2 separate regions of the Homo sapiens genome follow, and region 1 is linked to region 2. A link is an interaction called in ENCODE POLR2A ChIA-PET data of the cell type or tissue named here. Cell type or tissue: IMR-90. All regions are shown on one strand. Each heading gives the region's core, and the rest is flanking DNA. Links, peaks and the distances in the headings are about the cores only.

Region 1 (12,797 bases), core at 1,564-9,563, 200 kb before region 2:
TCCTGCCATTCAGAACTCTCACTCCAACCCATCACCTTCTGAGATTAAACAGCTGGAAGTCCCAGACAGCCCTGGACTTTCCTATAAATCAGGTAACTAAAAGCTAGGGACAAGCAGCTCCCAAAGAATAGGGAAGGTAGAGGGGCAGGAAGATTTTTGACAGAAGGCGGGTCAAAGCTATGGGTACATGGTTTCAGGAAAAAGATCAACTTCCAGCCCTTGCCCTCCTCAAACCCTGCCCACTCTCTCACCCTCCCTCAGCATTTGAAAAGTCAGGGGCCCCACATTTTTCTCCTGGGCCTGATTCCTGCTCACAATCTCACCTCCCACCTCCAGTGGGCGCTGCTGAGTTAATGGCCTGAACCATGTCAGTGGTGAGAGCATCCAGTAGGCTGGTGATAAACTCCATTTTCTTCCCTTCTGGACAGCCTAAAAGATAAAATGAGATTTGAAGGTAGATGCCAGATAATAATCAAGTCAACAGCTTTCTCAACTACCATCCTTTCCTAAACTTCTCAAAGCCCTTCTTGTCCAGCCAAATCCACTTTAGTGATTTGTTTACTGATCAGATGAGTCTCATAAACTTCCATAGTTCCTTTACCCATACCCCACAAAGGACCATCAGACCAAATAATGCTTTCAATTTTCTTCCATTCCACACATTTTTGCTAGACATCAACTCAGGCACCATGTTAAACGCTAGAGATACAGAGTTAACAATACAGAAGGTCCTTATCCTTGTAAAGTTCACATCTACAGGGGAACTCAAGCTAATAGCCAAGCAGTCGTCCTAAAGTGAGAAAAATACTGTGCTAGGGGTAAGAACTAGGGGCTGTGGGAGCACAAAGGAGGGAGAGAACCCCCAGTGGTCAAAGTTGACTTAAGTACACCTACCACCAGATCCATCCAAGAGCCTCCTCCTTTTTTCACTTCCCTCCTCAACCATCTTACATTATAACTACAGCATCTCTCTTGTAAATACTCCCAAGTCCTTGTTCCTTTTTTCCTCCTTGTATTATTCCAGGAAAACACAGTAAAGCACAGAAGAACCTTCTATAGATGTGCCTTTTCCATGTCTACACCACGTAGCTGGGGAAAACACCACCACACAACTGGATAAATGGGTGTCCTATAAAGTCACGATCACCAGCACCAAATGGGCCCTCTACACTACTCCCAGTGCTCCTCTCCAAAGCAACTCCACATAGAAATTAGCAACTAGCTCATTCTCTTCTGTCCCCAAATCCTCCAGGTCTCAGGTTCAACACTTGCTTCTCAGAGAAGCTGTGGAATCTAAAGCAGGTTCTCCCTGCCATTCTCACAGCATGTTCCGCTTTTCCCTCAGAGTACCCACCACAACTATCTATAAATGCCTGTATTCATTTATTCATATCCAATCTGTCTCCTCCACTCTGTAAGTCTCATGTCAACTTTGACCACTAGATTATACCCAGTGCCTGGCACATAGTAGAATCTCAATTCACATTTGTTGAGGGGTTAGCTAAAAGGGGTACCCTGGCCACCATGACTCCATTCTTGTGATGGGGTGATTTCTACAAACCTCGTGTGGAAAATCCCTGACTCTTAGAACTCTCTGCTTTCAGTTCTCACTTGGAGTCCTGATAGGTCATGGGAAGGTGGCCCATTTCCCACCAGCACTAATCTGACTTTGTGCTGTGTAAAGACAATAAGATTCCAAGCCACCAATATTTAGTAATGTTACTGTAACTTGCAGGCAGAGATTGCTATAAATAAGGGGAAACCCGCACATCAGCCATTTGGAGGTACCAGGGCCCTGCCTATGTGTCTTGTGTCACACTCCATGGTCGTCCTGTGTCACCAGGGGTCATCTGCCTCTTCAGAGCAAGCAACAGACACTGTCCACATCGCTCAGGACAGCCCCTCCCTATAAGCTATCTTATCCTCACAGCTCTGGAAAAAATAACTCACAGTGCTCAAAACATTGTCCTCATGGACCTCAGATGGACAACGCATTGTGGAACTGCAGACGGGATTTTAACCCGATGACTGCATTATAAAGACGAAGAGGCACAAGGAAGAGAAGCAATGTGCACAAGAGCAGAGCTAATTAGGGATAAATCCCAGACCAGGATGTAGATCCCACGGCTCCTGGCTCCATCTTACACATGGGGAAACAGACAAAGAGGAGACAGCTTCTTCTGCATAATGAGAGGGTGGAGGAACAGAAGGAGGTGATGGCGCCGGCAGGGCAGCATCGTCTCCCACCTGGTAGCTCCCTGTCCTTGAAGGGGTCATCCGCCTCTGTAGTCTTGGCCCTGGCGTCGCTCTCACAACTGGGCATCACGTAGCTGGGAAAAGAGAGATATGGGGGGGGTTGGGAGGGGCTGGCAACTGAGCCTACTTCAGTCACTACTGCCCAGCAATGATCTATGTTGTCACCAAGCCTAAAGCACTGAGGGTGGGCAGAACGATATCTCTTGCGCTGCCCGGCAGCTACAAGGCAATCTTAGCATCAATGTTCCCACTGAGACATGTTCAGGCATGTCATTTCAACCACTCAAGCATAATAACAATGATACTTGAGCTGCACGCAGTATCTTTTTTGATCCATGGAAGCTAGTGGCTTAGAAAGGGCAATAATCTCATCAGGAAACTGACGTTCAGAGAGGTTAAGTACTGTTCCAAGGTCTTAAGTTAGAAAGAGACAGGCCTGTGACCAGAATCCAGGTCCCAGGGTCTTTCTACCTGAAACTCTTCTACTCATTGAAAACATGGCTCTCCCAGGCACTCATCTCCCACCAGACCAGGGCAGGAACACTGGGAGATGCCAGCATGGATAACAGCCAGCAGGTGCGTTTTTCCCAGGACCCAGTCTGGGGGGCTTACCGTGTGGAGGTCCCAGGCAGCGGGCGCCCTGTGTCCACCAGCACACACCAGCAGTAGCCAGTGGACTGGTGGCATTGCACTGGCTTATAGAGTCCCCCAGGGGCACATTCAGGGATGACAATACCCTCACGGGGATTCTGCTGGGCCTCTTCCAGGGCACTCTGCCTCTCCTGGTCACACGAATAGACTTTCTCTGCAAGAGAAGACACAGCCTGTGGTGACTATCACTCCTGTGATTTAACACTCCTGTCTTCTGTGCCCAGCATCCAAAGTAAGTAGCAAGGACCAGGCCTGGACCCAGGAACTGATGAGCTGCCCCATTGATGAATTACCACAGAGAGCTGTCTCCCATGCCAGCGCATGCTGAGGGGCCTGGAGGTTCAGAACCTCCCTGTGGCCATCTCTGCTGCCAGCATTCATTAGCATTCCCACCAAATAGGTTCAACTGCAGCAACAAGCCAGCCAGGGACTCCAGGGATGCCCCTTCTCAGAGTGGCAGCTTGTCCCAAGGGTGGAATATCTCAATGTTTTCAGAGTGGCTCCTGCTGATGTTCTGTCTGTGGACTGCAGGAGAGGTGGGTGCAGGAGCCTGGCTATGCTGCAGGCTGATGCAGGAATGCTTGTGCATGTAGACCCTTCCACGCCCAGACACAGCATGATGGAGCCGTGGCCATCAGCCTCATGTGGAGTGATGCTCGGCACCCAGGAGGAGCAGAAACAAGGTCCAGCCTTGGCTTCTCCCCACCCTCCAAGGCTGCTGGACAAAGTAGGCCGAGTGAATTTCAGTGAATTACACAATGCTGCTTCCATCCAATTGGAGAGAAAACAGGCCCAGCCGGATGGTGTCTGCACTCAGCAGCCTCAGTAACACATGAGCATGTCTGAACAGCCCAACCTGGTTTCCCCCGAGCCAGTCCCCGGCTGAGACAGAGCGTGGTGCCCTGTGTCCAGCATGGCCAGCTCCAGGGCATCTCACATCTGCACAGCCACTTACCTGAAAATTCTTCCCAATCAACCACTTAGCCTGCCTGGCTTTGCTCTTTGTCTTTTTTTTTCTGGTTTTGTTTTTGTTCTAATTATTAAAAATAAATAGTGTTGGGTTTCTTATTATAAAGAAGTTTTAAAAAAGAAAGTGGAAAAACCTATAATCCTGCCAAAGTTAAACACTGTACCTTCCCTAGATTTTATGTACATACATACATGGAAATACACGTGCACACATCTACTTTTTTGATAACAAAAGAATCACATCATAAACCTGTACTATTACTTTATTTTTCATTTACTTGTTTATTTACCTACTATATTTTTTTCATACCACTATTCTACAACTCTTCTCTTGAAGAAATTGACAGGAATGTAGTCTTGGGCACCCACTGAATGTTTACAGATTGTTACAAAAATACCCTTCTTAAGAGCAAGGAACTTGGTATCAGCAACCTGGAGAACCATGTTGTGCACTGAACAACAGCACTCAACTCCACTTTAAAGAAGCCAACTTCCTTGAAATAATGGCTCTGTTAATGACACACATATAGGTAAAGCACGCATGTTTAAACAAACCATAGGAGTACACAGAGACACAAAGTAGCTCAATGCAGTTTTACAGATAAGTCAGATGATAGAAAAACAATGCTATGTCTCACTGCTAGGAAAATGCTCGAAAACAATAGCCTGGTGATTCTCATTGCAGGGTAAAAATATTTCCTTAGGGGCATAAAAATATCTGAGGGCCAGGAGGCAGGCACATATAGCATATTCACTATTAAAATAGAAAATGTTGTTTTGAATTTGGGAAGTGAAAAAAAACTACTGTTTTCATAATGCAAATATAGAAAAGCTAAACAGAGTCTCCTTGGCTAGAGGAAGAGGAGTTTAAAACAGCTGACAGACATCAGACTTGGGTTTTGCCTCCAACTGTGACTACCACCAGAACAGCATCTAGAGACAGGAAAGAGACAGAAACTGAGCAGGGAGAGGGGCCTTGGGAAACCTGCTTTAAAGATCCAGCATTTTGACTTCAGCCCCTGGCTGGGAAGGTGCCATGGCAACTTCAAGGGGATTATGCAAGAATTTTTCAATAGCTCCCCCAACCCCAATTTGGTAGCCTTATTTTCCTACCTCGTATTTCATGCCATGAAAGAGGCAATAGAGGAGCAAAACCAAAGGAAAACAGCTTTTTACTGACACCACGTTCATGTAACAACCTCTGACAGAGGATTTAAATTAAGACTCTCCAGGCCAACCTTCTAAAGCCATAAATCAGACCGAAAGCAAGAGGCAAAGAGAGAAGGGGGGCGCTTCCCCAGGGGCAGAGCAAATAATGAACCTGACTTCACACCACTGGGGGTCCCGAGACCCTCAGAAATGTGGACAGAAGCCATCTAAGAAGAGGCACAGACTCGTGGCTTGGGCCCTGTTGATGGATTTCTGGAAGTCCTTGAAGGCTGTTCTGAGCTGTTTATAGTCAGTGTCTATGAAGTTCCATGGAGAATAAAATCATTAAAATGCCAGGCTCAGTGGCTCATGCCTATAATCCCAGCATTTGGAAAGGCTGAGGCAGGCAGATTGCTTACCCCAGGAGTTTGAGACCAGCCTGGGTAACATAGCAAGACTATGTCTTTACAAAAATAAATAAATAAATACAAAAAGTAGCCAGTGTGATAGCACATGCCTGTAGTCCCAGTTACCCAGGAGGCTGAGGTGAGAGGGCCACCTGAGTCCAGGAGGTTGAGGCTGCAGTGAGCCATGATCACGCCACTGCACTACAGCCTGGCCCACAGAGTAAGAACCTGTCTCAATAAAATAAAATAAAATAAAATAAAATAATAAAAATGATAAAGCTCACTAATTTGGAAAAATGGGGGATAGCAAAAGAATTTTTTAAAAGCCTGACTGCAAGGTTTATTACTTTTTTATTTTATTATTTTTATTATTGATTTACTACTTCATTACAGTATCTGCAAGTCCAGGTGCCTCTAAGAAAGAGACAGGAGTGATTTATCATAATAGCACTAACCCTCTGTGAAGAGTACACAGAGAGTTTGTCTTACAGCAAAGAGAAAATCTCCCTTAAAATCATCTTTACAACTAATAACAAGAAAAACAAACATTCATTGAGTGATATGTGCCAGGCAATAGACTAAGGGCTTTACCTAATGAATCCCTTTGCCCATGTGAGGTAGGCACTATTATTACGCCCATTTTGTAGACAAGGAAGCTGAACGTTGGAGAGATTAATGGATTTTCCCAAGTTCACTCAGCCAGGAGAGAGAAAGGCTGGGGATCCTGACAGTCAGGCTTGACTTGCTAACCTCTAGACAGTGTTGCCTCTAACCATTTGCTCTAGGAGACAAATAAATTTATTTTTACAGTGAGCTCTTCTATGTCAGTGTCTTTGCAGACTATCCCAAATCTGCTGCATTCAAAATCAAATGTGCTGGACACAGCACAGCTCCTTCTGACCAATGATGTCTTCTCGACCTAAGCACGCTACAAATCTTGTACCTGGATATTTTTCTCTCTTTGCCTCAGAAGCGGAAAACTTAAAACCAAATTTAACTCATCCACCATTGCAGAACTCTAAAATGAATAACAATAGCTAACATCTATTTGAGTATTTACCATGGGCCAGACTTGGAATTAGGTGCACTATGTGTATTAACTCACTTCAAACTCATTACAAGCCTTTAAGGGCAGTGTTGTTATCCTCATTGAACAGAAAAGGATGCAGAAACACAGACTGGTTGAGAAATTGGATGATCATAGAACTAGGAAGTGGCAGAGCTGACATTTCAGCACTGGCTGGGTGCTTCACCTCTGCAAGATCATCTTCTTGCCACAGGCTAATCTGATTTTTATCCTAACCTATATTTTTCTTTTACTCACTATAGGTCATCTCATTACAAAACAGTCCCCAATGAACTGTGCCTCCCCGTGATCATGGCCTTGTGTGGACCCCTCCACGTGGACTCTGGTTTGCTTTGGCCAATAGAATGTTAGAGGCAATGCTGATGTTTTGTGTCAGGCCGAGGCCTCAAGAGGACTTGCAGCTCTCGCTTTCACTTTTGTGGAAGCTGCCCTAAGATCATCACAAGGAAGCTGGTCTCGCCTACTGGAGAACAAGAGGCCACAGTGAGGAAAGGGGAGCAGCTCAGGTCACAGCGAGTACCAACTGCAGATGTGAGAGGGAGGTCACCTTGTACATTCCAGCCCAGCTGATCCTCCCCTACCTGGATGAGTCCAGGATTAAATTCAGGCAAAACAAGTATCCGGCCAACCCACAGACACATTAGAAAGAATTAATTATTTTTATGGTAAGCCAGTACATTTCGGAGCAGTCTGTTACACAGCAGCAGATAACTGAAACATCTAGACCTCCTTAACTATTCATCAATTTACCCTGTACGTATTTTTGTAGCCCTGTAAGCCCTTCAGTCAACCAATCAATTATTCTTGAAGGGCTTCTCTAGAGGTTATGGGTCATGCATATGCTAATCAGTAAGTACCACAGGGCATAAGCTTATTCCATATCTGAGGACCCAAATTTGTAACTCATCCACCATTGCAGAACTCTAAAATGAATAACAATAGCTAACATTTATTTGAGTATTTACCATGTGCCAGACTTGGTACTGGGCAGTTTGCTTGTATTAACTCACTTCAAACTCAAACAAGCCTCTAAAATAGTGTTCTTCTTATCCTCACTGAATAGAAGAAGGTGCAGAAACACAGACTGGCAGAGTCATTGGATCAAGATCACAGAACTAGGAAGTGGCGGACCCAAAAAGCCAGACCACCCATGGGGCCACTATCATCCTCTTTCCTTCTCAGTTACCTAAATCCCAAATGGGTCTTAAAATTCACATCTATCAGTTTTCTTAGGTACCAAGAAGTCCCCTTCCAGAATGCAAGACAGGGGGCCTATTTTGTGGGTCTCTTCATGATCATGGGTTCAGAGAGGGAGCTCCCCAGAAGTGAACACACACTATTCTAAAATAATCTGTGCTCAGGAACACTCAGGGAAAGATGACAAGATTAGAAGGTCTGGCCAGGTATCTATGAGAATGGGCCAGGACCATCTGTAAACACCTGGAAGCCATAAACGGAAGGGGAGAGGGAACAATCAGGGCTGTCCAGGGGGGCATGGAAATGCATGGCCACACATACACACTCACACGCCCGCCCCTATAATCCTGTCCCTCAGATGGTGCAGAGAAGAAGTGAGAGTCAGGTCATTCCGCACTTGGCAATGAGTGGTTAAAGTTTCACTGACAAACCTCTGACTGCCTAAGAGAAGAAACACAATAGAAAAAACATCCAAGCAAACTGTCCAGTACCTAGTCTGGCACATGGTAAATACTCAGATAGAAGTGAAACCATGTCCACCCCTTGTCACCAGAAGGCACACAACCCTGTCCACCACTAATTGCACATAGCAAAGAAGGACCAAAGTCCAGCAGGAGTGGGCAGGGCAGGAGACAGGAGAGGAAAAAAGAGGTTGGACCAGACAAACATGAACCCTGTCTCCAGGCCCAGGGCACGGGTTCTTTCACATCCCACCAAGAGAGGATAAGCCTGGAGCACAGCTCTGTCGGCTAGGACTAGCCCAGGCCTCTGTGCCTCTCAATTACTCATGGTGATTAGGAACAAAGGAAAGCATGGATAACCTAAATCCTCAGCTAATCCCCAGACTTGATTTTAGCCCAGAGTTTAGTCTTTTATCCCAGAAACCTTTTCTTCTTCATCATCTTTTTCCTTTCTCTTCTTTTTTTGTTTAAAGCAAAAATGGCCAAAAAACATAAACATTACAAGATTTGAGTTTCAGATCTTTGGGCTGGCCTTTCTTTCTAGACACTGCCTTCCAGAGGAGGAACTGCTGAAGAAAGGAGCAGACAGAAAAGCTGAGATCCTGGGTAACCCAACACCAAAGCACCTTCTGCACATGCAGTCAGCAGTTATTGGTAGACCAGCTATGCTGTAAGCTTTTTGGAGAAAGAACATGGGAACCTCATGGTGATGGAGGAAGTGGAGGTCAAAGGGGGAGACGGGTGGAGAGAGCAGACAGTAGACAGAGAAGGTCTGTGTCACTCAGGGTTCTGCAGAGAAAGAGAACCAACAGAAGACAGAGACAGGCGTATATGTATGTGTGTATGTATCTTTATATCTATTTGTTTTGGAAGGGCTAGCACAGGGACAAGTGCTAGATATCTACAGATTATAGATACACACACATATACATAAAGAGAGAGAGAGAGAGTGATATTTTAAGGAATTGGCTATGTAATTATAGGGGCTGGCAAATCTAAAATATGTTGGGCAGGCCAATAGGCTAGAAATTCAGGTAAGAGTGATGGGGCAGTCTTGAGTCCAATATCAATAGGTCAGGTCAGCAGACTGGAAACTCAAGAAGGATTTCCATGTTACAGTCTGGAGAGGGAATTCCTTCTTTTTGGGGAAACCTCAGTCTTTGCTCTTAAGCCCTTCCACTGATTGGATGGGACCCACCCACATTATGAAGGGCAACCTGTTTTATCTGAAGTCAATTGACTGTAAATGTTGACCACATCCACAAAATACCTTCACACCAATATCTAGATGAGTGTTTGGCCAAACAACTGGGCAGGATGGCCTAGCCAAATTGACCTATAATATGAAGCATCGTAAAGTCCATCTGAAAAATAAGTGCAAGAAAAAAGGCTAATCTTACAGAGAACCATACGCGGAAGAACTGAAGAAGAGCCACAAGCCATGAAAACATGGACTGGGAAGATGCCTTGATGAATGATGCAGTCTTCCTGGAGAAAGAATCAGAAGCTCTCCCAGTGGAGGCTCGTTTGGTAACCAAGGTGCCTACTCTGGCCATCCAGACAGGGAGTTCCTTACACTACAGAAAAAGTAAGCTGACATGGTCCTGAGAGAGGAGGACCTAAAGCAGGATCCTGAGTAGAAAATGAGATTAGGGCCCAGGAAGAGGACACAAAAAAGGACTGGGACCTTGTAGACCCAGGTTATCACCCAGGATATTACTGGTTGTATATGTACTGGGTGCTGGCATCATGTCAGGTGCTGGAGAGGCCAGAAAAATCCTCTAAGATGTAGCAAGCAGAAAGAATAAACCATGAGATCTTTGCCTACCCTCATTCTAGGCCATCCTCCATCCCTGAAGCTTTCCCTGAGGCCCTGCCTGGAACAAGGCTAGAAGCAGTGGAGGATCTGCCCTCGTGGGCCCCTTGTCCTCGGTACCCTGACTTCACTGGATGCAAGTTCCTGGAAACTAGGGCTCTGCACATCCTTCCTGAGCCTTCACCACACCCGTCTCTGGTGGCCATAGGAGAGCCATGGAATCTCTGGTGTAAAAGATTCATAAAGGGTACTTGGTCCAAGAACCCTTCTATTGCTTGAGTCCCCATTATGTCACCCCTCTCACAGAATTCTAGTCTGACACTTCAGAGATGGGGCTGCCCACTGTTGAATAAACCGTAGGGATGAGACCACAGAGGCTGCAAAAAGAATATCTATCCCTTTGACACATCCTGGGAAATGCTACACTCAACCCTCAGACCATCAAGCACTGGATTTTCTTGGGGGAAAAATCAATTAAAATGTTACCCAGACTGAAAAATGAGAGGCACTTACTTGGGTTTCATTGCAAAAGGAGTTGTCCCACTGAGCCAAGAATATTAAAGAAAAAATTAGCATTGTATCACCTACAGTGACCCTGAAACCCCATCAAATACTTCACACCCACCTAGTCTCTTATCAAAAATGAATGAAATGCTGAAAGATAACCCAAAATATCAAACTGTGTGTTGAAAACAACCTTTCTAAATTACAACATGAAATTCCAGAGGCATAAGAAACCACATGGCTCCAGCCTCAGGATTCTCTAGGTCAGCGTGCGAGCATGTGAGAGTGTGGTGTCGGGAGTGTTCCAGAACTGTAGGGTGGCTGAGAATTTGGCAGAGGAAGGCACTGCAGGAGTAAAAGAGAGAAAGATAGGACCAGGTTGTAAGGAACTGACTTTGCTGTTTCAGAAGGATTAGCACAGGGACTAGATGTGGTGCCCCAGGGAAGGGTTGCTGCACTCCATGATTTATGGGACATCACTGAGCAGGCCCTTGCTGTTTATTTAGCCACAGGGGGTTTTAGCACCTATGGTTTCAAGCCAACTATGTGAACAGGTTATTTTTCTTACTTGTGGACTTTGCACTTTTTCACAGGAGGGGCTAAGTGGCCCCCAGAGGATCATTTTTCCAAGCACCATTTGCTGGGCCGACTCTGCCCTGCTACCATGGCTTTCCATCACGCACACCACTCAGTGCCACTTGGCCATCGCCAATTCCCAATTCCCAATTTCTCAACATCTATGTGACTCAGAGTTATGCAGGGGCTCTGGGAGCCCCTGATGAGGGGGAGAGCCCACAGAACCATTGCTCAGGGCTCCTTTCCAAATAGAGGGTAGACAACTGGCCCAGAAAAGGAAAGGCTCTACCAGGGCAAGGAAAAAGCAAACATCGCTGGCAAACAGAACAAAGTCAGCCACCGAAATTGTGCTCAGGTTTGTATCAGGTAGAGGGAGGGTATGGGGAGAATAGAAACAGAATTTGCACGAATTAAAGTCACACTTCTGTTGGCATGGGTTTTTCCATCCCCTTTAAGCTAAAAAGCCCTTTCCCCCACAGAATAGGCAGCAAAAGAAAGCAAAAATCTAACATCATCCCTCAATTGTAACCTACAAAGGGACCCGGGAGGACCCCCTGGAGGGAGCACCTTTCTAATTAACTCACTGGCCAAGAGAAGAACTGTCTCCAGCTCCAGCCCAGATGGAGATGTGAGGATGGTCTAAAAGCTCAACTGCCAGAGAGAACTCAGGGCGGTCAGAGGGAACTAGAGGTAGGGGATGAGGGAATACTAGGGCTTCCTTGGCAAGGCTAAAAGCAGTAGTAAGTGCCTATCACTCCTCCTGCATACTCCTATCGAAGGGTCTGGCATGTTAGGAGGTTCTGAAGTCAGCAACAGTTGGAATAGAGGCAATATAGGCAGTCAAGAGCATGGGCTTTGTGGTCAATGATTCAGGCTCTACCCCTTGTTTTCTCTGTGACCTTGGCCAGTTCAGGTTCCTTACGTGTAAAAGTAAGGTAACTCTTGCACATGCCTCACAGGGTCATTGTGAAGATTAAATGCAATCGTGTGTGAAAAACATTAAACCTGGTGGCACAGTAAGTTGCTAAATGGTAGCTACTATTCCTATTAGCTTGTCTAAGGTAGCATTGTGGAGCAAACATGGTCTTCCTGCCCTATCCCTGTGAATGACCCGTCTCCTCAACAGGACTCCAGTAGCTGACCAAGGGCAGGGGAATGGAGCAGTATGCTCCAGAGGCAGGCAATAAAGGGGTATTAGGTCTGTAGGTAAACTAAAAAAAATATGCACATATAGCTAAGAGTCTATCTGCTTTTTATAATCACTATGCCAGCAATTCAAAACAATGTCAGTGATAAAATACTCCTCCCCACTGGTATGGACCACACCATCACCCCCCATCCCTTTGGTGCACCACTGCCCAGTGGTCAGCTCCTGCCTTAAATGTTCCTTGTATTTCATCCTTTGACCCCTCAGTGGCAAACAGAGGCCTTAGCACATGATAGTTCTTGATGGATCTATGACCTTGGACAAGGCCCTTAGCAAGTCTGGGCTCCTGTTTTCTCATTTAAAACTAAGCGGCAATGCTAGATGACTCTCAGGCCCTTCTCACTCTAACGGCCCACAGTCTTACAATTAAACAAAATCAGGTGCACTTCCCAGTGACTCAGGGGCCAGATCCAAACTTAGCTTCCCAAGTCCCAGTGGAACAGAGCACCAGGAAGGGGCTGGGTTAAGGGGAAGGCTGCTCGGTGCTCTCAGGTTCTCCCTCGTACCTCATACCTCT
Region 2 (12,797 bases), core at 3,299-11,298:
ATTCCGATGAAATTTTGAGCAGCAGTGATTAGCCCAGTGATTTCCTTTGTTACAGCGAGGACAAAGTCCTGGCGTTTTTTCCGCTGATGGGGGAACTGCATTGTAAGATCCTTTCTGTCCTGAGATCTGGTGGCATTCCTTTTTTAAATGTCCAGTTTTTCCACAATTATAACATTTTCCCATTTTAGAGCTTGACCCTTGGCTCCTTTTAGATTTGTCAACTACTAAATTAGCCATTGCTTCAGCTAACATTGAAGAGCGATGAAGCTCAGTTCCTGCATCTTGACAAGCTCTGAGAAAATTTCCCAAGTTTTTTGTACATCTCACAGGTGCCAGTGCACTTTTATAATCCGTGTTTGCATTCTCAAAAGCTAGAGTTAAGGTTAGCATTTCTGCAGCCATGGTATGAGGAATCTGACGCTTCACTGCGTCTTGTAATCTTGAAAGAAACTGTGCATAGGGTTCCTATGACCCTTGCATGATATGTAAAAAGGATTGTACTGGGACTCCCTCTTCAGGAATTGTGGCCCAAGTGCATTTAGTGGCCTATGCGCACTGCTGATAAGCAGCGTCTGGGAGTGCCATTTGACGTTCCAGGTCTGAATAAGGGCCATTACCCAATAGCATATCCTCTGTAATGTCTCCGTTTCCAGCAGCACAGTTCTGTCTAGCCTGCTCTGCACACTTTTCTTGCCAATTGAAATTACACATCAGCTATGCACTCGCAGACAAGCAAGTTCGCGCCAAGTGTTTCACATCAAAGGGTAAAAGATGTATGACACCAAACACTGATTCTAGCAATCCTAAAGTGAATGGGCTCTGTATGCCATTATTTACCACACTCGCTTTTAATTCCTTTAACAACTTAAACTCTAGTGGAGTGTGTTCGTGAATAACCTGCTGCGGATTATTTGGATCAGGCGTTACGGAAATAGGAAAAGCACAAGGTCCTAAGGGCTCTCCGGCTATGACAGCAGAGCATAAATTCTCTGTATTGGGGGGTCTCTATTTTTGCCACCAAAGGAGGCAGTACAGATGTTTCTGCAACTGGAGGAGGTGGTATAGGCCAATTTTTATTCTCCCTCTCCTGTCTTTTATTTTCAATTGGATCTGTGGGTGGGACAACAGATTCTTTCAGATTTTTAGATTCAGCCTGCTACCCCGCATAATAATGAGATAATGGCAGAAGTACAGTACGAACTGAACTCTGAGTGGAAAAAACTGAAGAATCAACTTTAAAACCTTTTTGATGAGCCTGTTTTAATCCTTCTGCTCTATCCCAATTTTCCACATCAAGAGTGCCTGTGGAAACCATGGGTTATGCGTAATAACCTCCGGCAGCATCTTAATGTCTGAGAACTGACCTGAGCACCAGTTTGTTTCAACAAAACTTTAAGCAACTGCACATAATGTTTTTCTCCAACAGACAAATTCTGACTCATGTTACCCTGATTCAGAAAACTTCCCATTCCTAGTACTTCTTTAAAGCACTGCTCCCAGTACCTCTTTAGGGCACCGACCTTATATCCCTGTCGGCAGACTCGGCCTGGGGTCCCCGTTCACCTTCTCAATTTCAGTTCCTCTGCTCCAGCAGACCTTCTTCGTTTACGTCCTTGAAGTCCCTGTTCTGCGGCGCCACTATGTAACCCACATGGACCTAGGGGGACTGAACAAAGCGGGCGAATGCAGGAATAAAAGACAAAAGCGTATATTTGGAAGAAGGGGTCAGGGGGCACCTTGCCTCTAGTGGACAAGGGCCCTGACCTTTACACAGCCCTCCGTATTTATTAGGCAAAAGAGATAGTGAGAAGGGGGGTGGAAGAAGGGGTCAGCTGCTCGTCCAGAGTAGTCTCACAAGACTGCATTCTCTAGATGTCCCAGTAGATAACCTCAAGGAGCTTGGCGCCAGGAAGTGATTGCCCTCAGCAAACCTTCTGGGGCAGGCGCGGTCGTGAGTTTGCCCACATTCTGTATTCATGATAAACAGTTTGCTGTTTGATCATATAGACTCAGTGGAATGCTGAGTTGGTCACGTCCCACGGGCCTTTGGCTCCCTGTACCTATTGAGCCACGGGAGTCTCAAGGAGGAGGACTTTGCCAACTTGTGGCCTCTCTGCCCCAATGCTCCATCCAGCAGTCGTCAGACACAATGACAGCTGACCAGACAGGGTACTCCAGGATCTCAGCCAACTTCCCCAGGCCATGCTTGGGAAGGAGCACAGGTCTTCTCTGGCCTCAGAGTCCCCACATTTATTCTGGTGACTGTCTCCAACCCAGGATTGTGACCTTGGGTGGGATAGTAGGTCAGGGTGCAGGAACTTTGTTTCTCTCCAGCTTTCCCTCTGATTCTCTTCCCTTCCCCAACCCAGCTCTTCTTTTGCTGTTTAGACAACTGTTTAGATTCTGGTCTTTGTTTTTGTTGTTGTTGTTGTTGTTGTTTTGAGACAGAGTCTCACTCTGTTGCCAAGGATGGAGTGTAGTGGTGCCATCATGGCTCACTGTAGCCCCCACCTCCTGGGTTCAAGGGATCCTCCTGCCTCAGCCTCCCAAGTAGCTGGAACAATAGGCACACGCCACCAAGCCCAGCTAATTCTTCATTGTTTTGTAAAGATGGGGTCTCCTTATGTTGCCCAGGCTAATTTCAAACTCCTGATCTCAAGCAGTCCTCCTGCCTTGGCCTCCCAAAGTGCTGGGATTGCAGGCATGAGCCACCACACCTGGCCTAGATTCTGGTCTTGAAAGCTATCAGTACTTTCCTCTGCTTTCAGTTTCAATGAAAAAGCTGAGTATCCTCATGCTTCCTTCTCTCCACATTTCTGAAATCCTCCTCTAAAGGCATGAGGGAACTTCCCAGCCAGGTAGCTGAGGGGCCACAGGTTACAGGATATTGTGGGCTTGGGGTGGGGAAGGTTAGTACTCAGCATTCTGTATCCTGCCACTTACTGAAATGTATTTCTATTAAGAGGTATTTACCATACCTCAATAATAAAAATAAAAGACAGGTGCTAAAGTGATCCATAATACAATGGAATCACACCACGATGTGTTACAAATTCACTTCTTACACACCCCACGATTTCCTCATGAGGTGAACATACAGAAGGTAAGGCCCTGAGCCCTCTGATAGACCTGTGGGTCTGCAGGGCTCCAGCCTTCCAACCAAGGCACATTCATGACAAGTGCAAATAACCACCCAGGGACAGCAGGAGGAGCTGGGCTGAGGCTGGCAGAGACACACACGATCACATGCTGGTGGTCTCCATAAGACTGCTGTTTGCCCCAAGGTTGCTGTTATTTTTTTGGTTATTGCCATTTTTATGTGGTCAAAATATTTTCTACTTTGATTAATTTTTTTTTTTTAATGGAGTCTCACTCTATCACGCAGGCTGGAGTGCAGTGGCGCGATCTCGGCTCACTGCAACCTCCGCCTCCCGGGTTCATGCCATTCTCCTGCCTCAGCCTCCTGAGTAGCTGGGACTGCAGGCACTGGCCACTAGGCCCGGCTTTTTTTTTTTTTTTTTTTTTTTTGGTAGAGATGGGGTTTCACCATGTTAGCCAGGATGGTCTCGATTTCCTGATTTCGTGATCCACCTGCCTCGGCCTCCCAAAGTGCTGGGATTACAGGCATGAGCCACCGCGCCTGGCCTTTTTTTTTTTTTTTTTTTTTTTGTATTTACAGTAGAAATGGAGTTTCACCATGTTGGCTAGGCTGGTCTCGAACTTCTGGCCTCAGGTGATCCACCTGCTTCGGCCTCCCAAAGTGCTGAGATTACAGGCATGAGCCACTGCACCCGGCCATTCTTTGGTTAAATTCTAAGTATTTAAGGCGTCTTAGAAGCACCTCCATAGAACCCCAGGACATCTAGGAACCCAGTTGTAAACAGTCAGACTAAACCATGAATAGCACTTATCTCTGCGTGGTGAGATTTTTGTTTTCTTTTTTGTGCTTATCTTCATTTTCTGCCTCCTCCATAATGCAACTCATATTGTTTTGTTCAAGCTGAAGAGAAATCAATGTTTTAAAGGACTTCTGACCGGGTGAGTCCTGCTGCTCTCTGCCCTCCTACAGACTTTGCTCCCTTCTGGCCATGGAATGTTTGCTTAAAGTTGCAAGGGGGAAAGAAGTGCTTCAGAGGGTAGCTGACCTCCACTCCACCAGCCTCACCATTTTCCAGGCTGAGTGGTGGAACCATAGAGAGTGTGGCAGTAATCACAACTGGCGTGATTCCAGGAAGATAATTGAAAGAGCTCCCTCAGCAAAAGTCATCAAACACTGATAGTTGTTCCCAAGAAGGCAGGGTGAGTCCTTTGGAAGTTTTAAAAAGCAGTAAAGCAACCCAACAAGGGTCAGGAAACCCATGCACCCAGAAAACATCACTGACACGTGGCAGGTAGCGGCAGCCAGCAGCAATGACCTTCCCCATTCCCCAGTCCTCGCTCATAATCATCAAATCAGCCAATTATGGCCCAAGAAAGGCCTAATGCCCTCCACTTGCCACTGCCTTTTCTCGCCAGCATCCACCTGACCTATCAGCTCTCAGAAATGGGCCAAGCTCTCTATTGTCAGTATTCACTGACCGCCTAAACCTGCTGTGGCCCCCAGCTATGCAGCACCAAATTCAGAAATTTACAAATGTGCTTGATGGCACAGAGAGAGTTCAGAAGTACTCACTGAGTGATATTGCTGCTTCAGCCATAGGAAGTGAGGGGACAAGCTTGCTGTCCCTTCAAAGCCCCACTTGCTACCCTACCTTTCAGCACTTTTTTTTTTTTTTTTGAGACGGGGTTTTGTTCTTGTTGCCCAGGCTGAAGGGCAATAACATAATCTCAGCTCACTACAACCTCCGCCTCCCAGGTTCAAGTGATTCTTCTGCCTCAGCCTCCCGAGTAGTTGGGATTACAGGCATGTGCCACCACACCCAGCTAATTTTTGTATTTTTAGTAGAGACATGGTTTCACTATGTTGACCAGGCTGGTCTCGAACTCCTGACCTCAGGTGATCCACCCTCCTCAGCCTCCCAAATTTCTGAGATTACAGGCATGAGCCACCGCGCCCAGCCACTTTTCAGCATATTTTACGCCTACTTTGGAATGGGATCCATCCTCTAAGAGCTTGTAAAAAGCAACTTGTCTGCCATCTTCACTGAGTTAGTAGCTTGTATACGCATTTCCCAACCACATGCTGGAACACTGGATCAGTACCATTTTGCTTTAATTTTGACAGATACCTAAGAGACAACGCATAGGATTGTATGAACCCATTCTGCTCATCCCCCTTCTCTAACCCACCACTTTCCAGCTAGTCTAACCCTAGAATCCCAGGTGAGAAAATAACTTGGTAGTCTCCTTGTCCAACTCTCTACTTGGTACTTGAGTCGCCTGAAAAAATGGTCATCTCTGCTTGAATGTCTCCCACCCACCTGAGCCCCAGTGGCAGGCACTTCCAAGGGACTTCATTTCTTTTTTAGACAGTTCTAGGTTGAAATTTTTCCTTATGTGGAGCCCAACACAGAGTCACCTTCCCAACTCTGAAATATCCTAAATCCAAAATGTTCTGATTTCTAAACTTTTTTTTGTAACTCCTTTTGACAGCAAACTCTGTTCTAAACTGATGTAAGACTAGTTATGGTTTTTGCTTCCCGCATCATATGGTTCACTGCAGAAAATATCAATGTGTTTCATTATGAACCCCAATTAAGATATTACATAATATTCAGTATATGTACTATATCAGCTTTCCACACTTTGAAAAACTATAGAGAGTTTTGGAAAAGATATTGTAAACCTGTATCTGCTTTTCTAAATATGATATTTAGGTTTTTTCTATATCCTAATTATTTTTTTTCAGTTGATCCATCATTGACTGTGATGGGTGAATTAAAGTTTCCTACCATTTGTTTGTCTGTTTTTACCCCCTGTATCTCTTATAATTTTAGCTTTATGAATGTTGTGCTTTGCTATTTGGTACATAGATATTCAGAACTGTTGTATTCATTGTGGATTCCATCCTTAAGTATTATAAAGTGACTTTCTTTCTTTTTTTTTTTTTTTTTTTTGAGGCAGAGTCTGGCTCTATCACCCAGGCTAGAGTATAGTAGCTCTATCACTGCTCACTGCAGCCTCAGCCTCCCTGGCTCAAGTGATCCTCCCAGCTCAGCCTCCTGAATAGCTGGGACTACAGTTATGCAACACTACTCCTGGCTAATTTTTTTTTTTAATGTTTTGTAGAGACAGGGTCTATGTTACCTAGGTGGGTCTTGAACTCCTGGGCTGGAGTGACCCTCTCACATCAGCCTTCCAAAGCACTGGGATTACGAGCATGAGCCACAGCACCCCACCTTAAAGTGACTTTCTTCATCTCCATCTAGTGTGATATTAAAATTATGACCTGGGCTTTCTTTTGTTTGTCTTTTGTTTTGTTTTGCATTTGCCTCACCTATCTTTGTATGTACTTTTATTTTCAACCTTTTTTTTTTTTTTAAGATGAAGTCTCGCTCTGTCACCCAGGCTGGAGTGCAATGGCGCAATCCCAGCTCACTGCAACCTCTGCCTCCCGGGTTCAAGCAATTCTTCTGCTTCGAAGCCTCCTGAGTAGCTGGGATTACAAGCATGTGTCACCATGCCTGGAAAATTTTTTTATTTTTAGTAGAGATGGGGTTTCACCATATTGCCCAGGCTGGTCTCAAACTCCTGACCTCAAGTGATCCACTCACCTCGGCCTCCCAAAGTGCTGGGATTACAGGCATGAGCCACTGCACCTGGCCTATTTTCAACCTTTCTGAAAACACTTATTGTAGGTGCTCACTTGCTTGAGCTCAGCATGAAGGTGGGTGTTGCCTAAGAATACTCTGAAATATTGTTTATTTTAATAGGTGAGTTAAGCCTATTTCAACATCTATTCATATGTCAAATAAATTAGCGTTAGTTCTAACATAGTAACATTATGTTCTATTTTTGTTTAGTTTTTTAAAAACATTCACTATGTAGTCTGTTGTCTTTGTTGCTGTGAATAATTATTTTCAAATTTCAATAGGTTTTCATTTTTGCTCTGTTACTTTTATAATAAAACTTTTAAAAAATACCTCTAGTTTTCTATTATTCAAGAAATGTCTATTAGTGCCTAGGAACAATGAAAAAAAAAGCACATTTCCTCTTCCTCTCTTCCTCCTCTCTCCTACCAAAGAGAACATCTTTCTCTGAGTTTCATTTTGTACTATTAAAAATGTGTATGCTTCTATTACTTGGTTTGTCAGTCTTGAGTAATATTTTTTGACTCCCACTTATTACAGATGTAACAATCAGTTACCTTAATCTACCTCTCACCTACTTTCCCCCTTCCTCCACGAGTATTTGTTCAGTGCATGTATTTATACATTGTCAGGACATGTCATTTTTACATTATTTTCAATTACTCTAAAGTGTGGAATTATTTTTGCTTTAGTCTACATTACATATATTCAAAGTTGCCTCCAGTCTTTTTTCTATAATGTCCTCAGTTATCTCTTTGTTGGCTGGCATCCATCCTCTGATTGTTTCTTCAAGAAAGATTCAAAGAATCGACATCCCCTGAATTATTTTATGATCGAGGATATCTGTAGTCTTTATGGTTGAAGGATAATTTGGCTGGATTTGAACTCCATGTGTAACACTTTTTTTTCCCTTGGACATCTTTTTTAAGTATTGCATGACTTTCTTCTGACATTGAATATTGCTGCACGGAACTCGGAAACAAGCCTGCTTCCCCCGCCCCTCAGTGACTTGATCATTTTGCTTAGTTATCTTTGAAGTTTAATAACTTTACTAGGACACATCTCTAGGTTGGCTCTCCTGCATTAATTTTCTCTGATACATAATATAAATTAATGTCTCTATTTCAGAAAATTATATTTTTGTCCCTTGCTGTGGTTTTTTTAATTGCCTATTATTTGCACCCCTTCCATTTCATCCTTATTTCTCTGATACTTTGATCTGAGTTCTGCCCACCCATGCTTCATCTCATTCTGTTATCTCACAATCTCATCCCTATGTTCTTTTTCCTTTCAACTTTTCATTTGGAAAACTTGCAGAGCTACAGACATGTTGAAAGAATAATACAATGAGCAGCCATATATCATATACTTCATATAGATTCACCAATTATTATTATTTTGCTCTATGTGCTTTCACTGTCTCTATACTCACAAACAATACATACATGCATTTTTCCAAATCATTTTTAAATAGATTGTAGACATCAGAACACTTCAACCACAAAAACTTTAGTCTGCACCTCCTAAAATAAAAACATTCCACTATATAACCCCTATCTTAGACCATTTGAATTGCTAGAATAAATTACCATAGACAGGGTAGCTTGTAAACAACAGAAAATTATTTCTCACAGTTCCAGAGGCTGGGAAGTCCAAAATCAAGACACCCACGATTCAGTGTCTGTCGAAGGCCTACTTTCTGGTTCACAGATGGTACCTTCTTGCTGTGCCCTTAGATGGTGGAGGGGGCAAGGCAGCTCTATGGGTCCTTTTTTATAAGGCCACAAAACCCATTCATGAGAGCTCTGCCCCCATGACCTAATCACCTCCCAACAACCCCACCTCCCATCACATTGGTGATTAGGTTTCAACATATGAATCTTAGGGGGGCACAAGCAGTCAGACCATAGCAACCATACTAATTTAACAATAACTTTATAATATCATCTAATATATAATCTATACTCAAATTTCCCCAATTACCTCAAAAAATGTTTTTAAATACTATTCCAACCCAGTATCCAATTATACATTGCATTTGCTTGTTATGTCTCTTTATTCTCTTTTTTTTTTTTTTTTTTTTTTTTGGAGATGGAGTCTGGCTCTGTCACCAGGCTGGAGTGCAGTGAAGAGATCTCAGCTTACTTCAACCTCCACCTCCCGGGTTCAAGCAATTCTCCTGCCTCAGCCTCCCAAGTAGCTGGGACTACAGGTGCATGCCAGAACGTCCAGCTAATTTTTGTATTTTTAGTAGATATGAGGTTTCACTATGTTGGCCAGGATGGTCTCAATCTCTTGACCTCATGATCCATCAGCCTCGGCCTCCCAAAGTGCTGGGATTACAGGCATGAGCCACTGCGCCCAGCCTTTATTCTCTTTTAATCTAGACTAGATCTCCAACTTTTGTTATGACATTTACTTCTTTAAGAGTATATGCCAGGGTTTGCTTAGGGCAGGGAGGTTGAAGAGTGGCTCCTCTGTTTACAATACACCAAACAGGAATCTGGGGTCATTGTGACAAGGGGCACAAAACTTGTGTCCTCCCTACATGTGAAAAAAAAAAAAGAGAATCCATGCCAGTTGTTTTATAAAATATCCCATAGACTAGATTTGTCAGGTTGTTTCTTTATATTTCATTTGTTTATCTAGCATTTGTATTTCTGATAAATTGCCAGCTAGGTCCAAAGACTTGATAAAATTCAGATTAAACATTTTGCCTGTAATGATGTTGTGAATTTCATATTGCATTCCATCAGGAGGCACATGAGTTTAGGCTGTCTTGATATCAGTAATTCCAAGTTTGACCACTTGGTTAAAATGGGTAACTGCTAGGTTTCTCCAATGTAAAGGTACATATCTTCCCTCTATAATTACTCCATGTGGTGATACTTTATCACCATGAATATATTATTCCCCAATTGCCTTTTACTCAAGGGTTTTCACATCTATTGATGATCCCTACCTAAACCAATTGCTATATTAGGGGTTGCAAAATGGTAATTAAAAAAAAAATCTGTTAATGTATTTCTGTTTTGTGGTCTTTCTTCATAGAAGCAATTACTGCATTCACTTTTTAAAATTCAATTGCCTAATGCTTTTTTCAGCTGCTCTATGTCAATTTTTTCTGGTAAGTATTCTTCAATTGTTGGAAATGTTTGACACTCTTTTTTCCTCCTTCACCTTATAGTGGATTTAATTTGATGCTATGTGTCACTCATTATTGAGTGGGCAAGTTATTTGCATGAGGCTCTGTTGGGGGGCGGGACAAGGTATCCTTTTAGGATAGCTGGCTTCCCTCCACCACCATCAGCCATAGACACAGACTGCTTCATACAACTACTGCTCATCCATTTGATTTTTTGTATAGCCCCATGTGGACAGTTAATGATGGTCATAAATTCTTTGCTACTCTTCCCATTTAGAGGTGGAGTCTATTTCTCCCATCCCTCAAATCTGGGACACTCTTAGTAAATTGCTTGACAAAATATAATGTGCTGAAAGTGACATTGTAGGCCTTCCATACTAGGTCATAAGATGCCTTGCAGCTTTGACTTAAGCCTCGTGGAGCAATTGCTCTGGGGCCATCAGCTACCAGATAAGAAGTCTGACTACTCTGAGATCACGATGCAGATGACTTATCCTCAGCAACCATATGAGGACCCCAAGCAAAAGCCATCAGCTGAACCTGTCATATCCCAGAACTGTGAAAGAGAATAACAAATAAATGTTTAAAATCACCAAATTTGGGGGTGGTTTGTTATACAGCAATGGATAGCTAAAACGTCCGCTTCTACGGGCTGTATGAACCTGAGCGGGGTATAAGATGGCTTCTGCTGTCAGCCTTGCTCACCCAATTCCCATAGCTGTTGTTACAAAGGAAGGAGATCTCTTTTGCACTTGAGGTTGCATCCTCCACCTGCAGGAGGTATACATATTCCTAGAGCTTCCTGACATCCACCCCCTCTGCATTCTCTTTCTCCCTAGTGAGTGCTGCCTAATGGTGACACCGGCAGCCTTTTCACGCATTCTGGAGTCTGCAAATGGTATGTGTCCCCGTTTCACCAAAAAATTATTGTCTATGGAATTTTTCCCCATTTTCCTTGTTGCTTTTGAATGATTTCTAGAAAAGGAAGGGAGAAATAGCCTCTTTCTTTCTTTCTGATTTGTTTGTTTTAGACAGGGTCTTGCTCCGTCACCCAGGCTGGATGCAGTGGTGCAATCACAGCTCACTGCAGCCTCCATCTCCTGGGCTCAAGCAATCCTCCAATCTCAGCCTCCCAAGTAGCTAGGACTACAAGCATGCACCACCACACACAGCTAATTTTTAAAATTATTTTTTGTAGGGACAAGCCCTCACTATGTTGCCCAGGCTGGTTTCAAACTCCTGAGCTTGTGTGATCCTCCCACCTCAGCCTCTCAAAATGCTGGAATTACAGGCATGAGCCCGAGCCCAGCCATCCAGCCCTTTTTTTCTTTTTCTTTTTAGCCTCAAGGTTCACTCTGTCGCCCAGCCTAGAGTGCAGTGCGCAATCATAGCTCACTGCAGCCCTGACCTCTCAAACTCCTAGGCTCAAGCGATCCTCTTGCCTCAGCCTTTTAAGTAGCTGGGGATATAGGTGCCTGCCACCACACCTCGCTAATTTTTTATTCTGTGTAGAGACTAGGTCTTATTATGTTGCCCAGGCTGGTCTGGAACTCCTGGACTCAAGCAATCCTCCTGCCTCAGCCTCCCAAAGTGCTGGGATTACAGGCATGAGCCACCATGTCCAGCCTCTACAGCCACATTTATACCATAAGTCACTACCATATTTTTTAATGGCTACATTCTTTTAAATGGGCCATAACCAATCACCTACTAATAGATATTTAGGTTATTTCCAATAGTTCACTATTACAAAGCAATGCTGCAGTGAAAATCTCTTTACGTAGATCCTCAAGCAATTATCTCTATAGGATAATTTTCTACAAGTAGAATTCTACTGTCAAGAGCAATGGCTGACTGAAGGCTTTTTATGCCACTTCAGAATCTGGGAAAATAGCTGACTTTTGCCAGAGATGAAATTAAAATGTCCCTTAAGTAAAATTTACACAGCCACCACTACCCCCCCATGATTGTTTGGATGTTGTGTTTGTTGTGTTGCTTGCTACATCCAGCCTGTGAAAGAACAAGTCTAGGCCAGTTTGGAAAAAATATGCAATCACAGGATCTTTTCCAGTCAAAGCTTTCAGGTCTCAAAAAGCAGGCTAACTCGGGAGACAGGATGAGGCAAAAGAAGGAGCAGGTCAGAAGAGCAGCTGGGGCCCGGAACCAGGCTGGGCATGAATACCAATTGTACCACTCACTAGCCATGCAAATTGGGCAGATTATTTAACCACTCTAAGCCTTTTCCTAACCTATAAAATAAGGATAGCAATAGCATCTTATCTCATAAGGCTATTGTGAAGACTAAATAAAAACGTGGGCATTTAGTGCTATACATTTCCCTCTTAACACTGCCTTAGCTGTATCCCAGAGATTCTGGTATGCTGTATCTTTGTTCTCATTAGTTTCAAATAACTTATTGATTTCTCCCTTAATTTATTTGCCCAAAAGTCATTCACGAGGAGGCTGTTTAATTTCCATGTAAATGTATGGTTTTGAGCAATTTTCTTTGTACTCAATTCTATTTTTATTGCTTTGTTGTCCAAGGGTGTGATTGGTATAATTTTATTTTTGTTTTTTGCATTGGCTATGAATTGCTTTATGTCCAATTCTTTGGTTGATTTTAGTGAATGTGCCATGTGGCAATGAGAAGAATGTATATTCTGTTGTTTTGGGGTGGAGAGTTCTATAGATGTCTACTAGGTCCATTCAGTCAAGTGTTGAGTTCAGGTCCTGAGTATCTTTGCTTTGATGATTCGTCTTGCCTTGATGATCTGTCTAATACTGTCAGTGGGGTGTTGAAGTCTCCCTCTGTTATTGTGTGGGAGTCTAAGTCTCTTCATGGGTCTCTCAGAACTTGCTTTATGCATTCACCCCCTCTGGAGGATGCAGCAACAAGGCATTAT

What was found. ChIA-PET counts read pairs that join two places held together with the same protein. Peaks named below come from ENCODE experiments on the same cell type or tissue, not always from the same donor. Only the 100,000 strongest peaks of a DNase experiment are listed, where the experiment ranks them.
Region 1: POLR2A ChIA-PET joins it to region 2 with 8 read pairs; 2 of 35 experiments call an interaction of 5 or more read pairs at or near these places.

What each region holds. Positions count from the first base shown.
Region 1 is chr14:70,001,018-70,013,814 of GRCh38, reverse strand. It overlaps SMOC1 (SPARC related modular calcium binding 1), which reads right to left. Exons shown (of 12, transcript NM_001034852.3): 8 at 2,869-3,061; 9 at 2,248-2,330; 10 at 324-429. Among named protein-coding and RNA genes, the nearest start is that of SNORD169, 29 kb to the right of the region's middle. RefSeq lists enhancers at 2,003-3,202, 4,570-4,649. In IMR-90, for the core only: no CTCF peak of the experiment used is centred there; no DNase peak of the experiment used is centred there; H3K27ac peaks cover 872 bases.
Region 2 is chr14:69,800,722-69,813,518 of GRCh38, reverse strand. It overlaps LOC124900353 (small nucleolar RNA SNORA11), which reads left to right and starts at 9,188; the gene lies at 9,188-9,316. It overlaps LOC100506358 (a long non-coding RNA gene), which reads right to left and starts at 1,759. Exons shown (of 2, transcript NR_149012.1): 1 at 1,521-1,759. In IMR-90, for the core only: no CTCF peak of the experiment used is centred there; no DNase peak of the experiment used is centred there; H3K27me3 peaks cover 1,061 bases.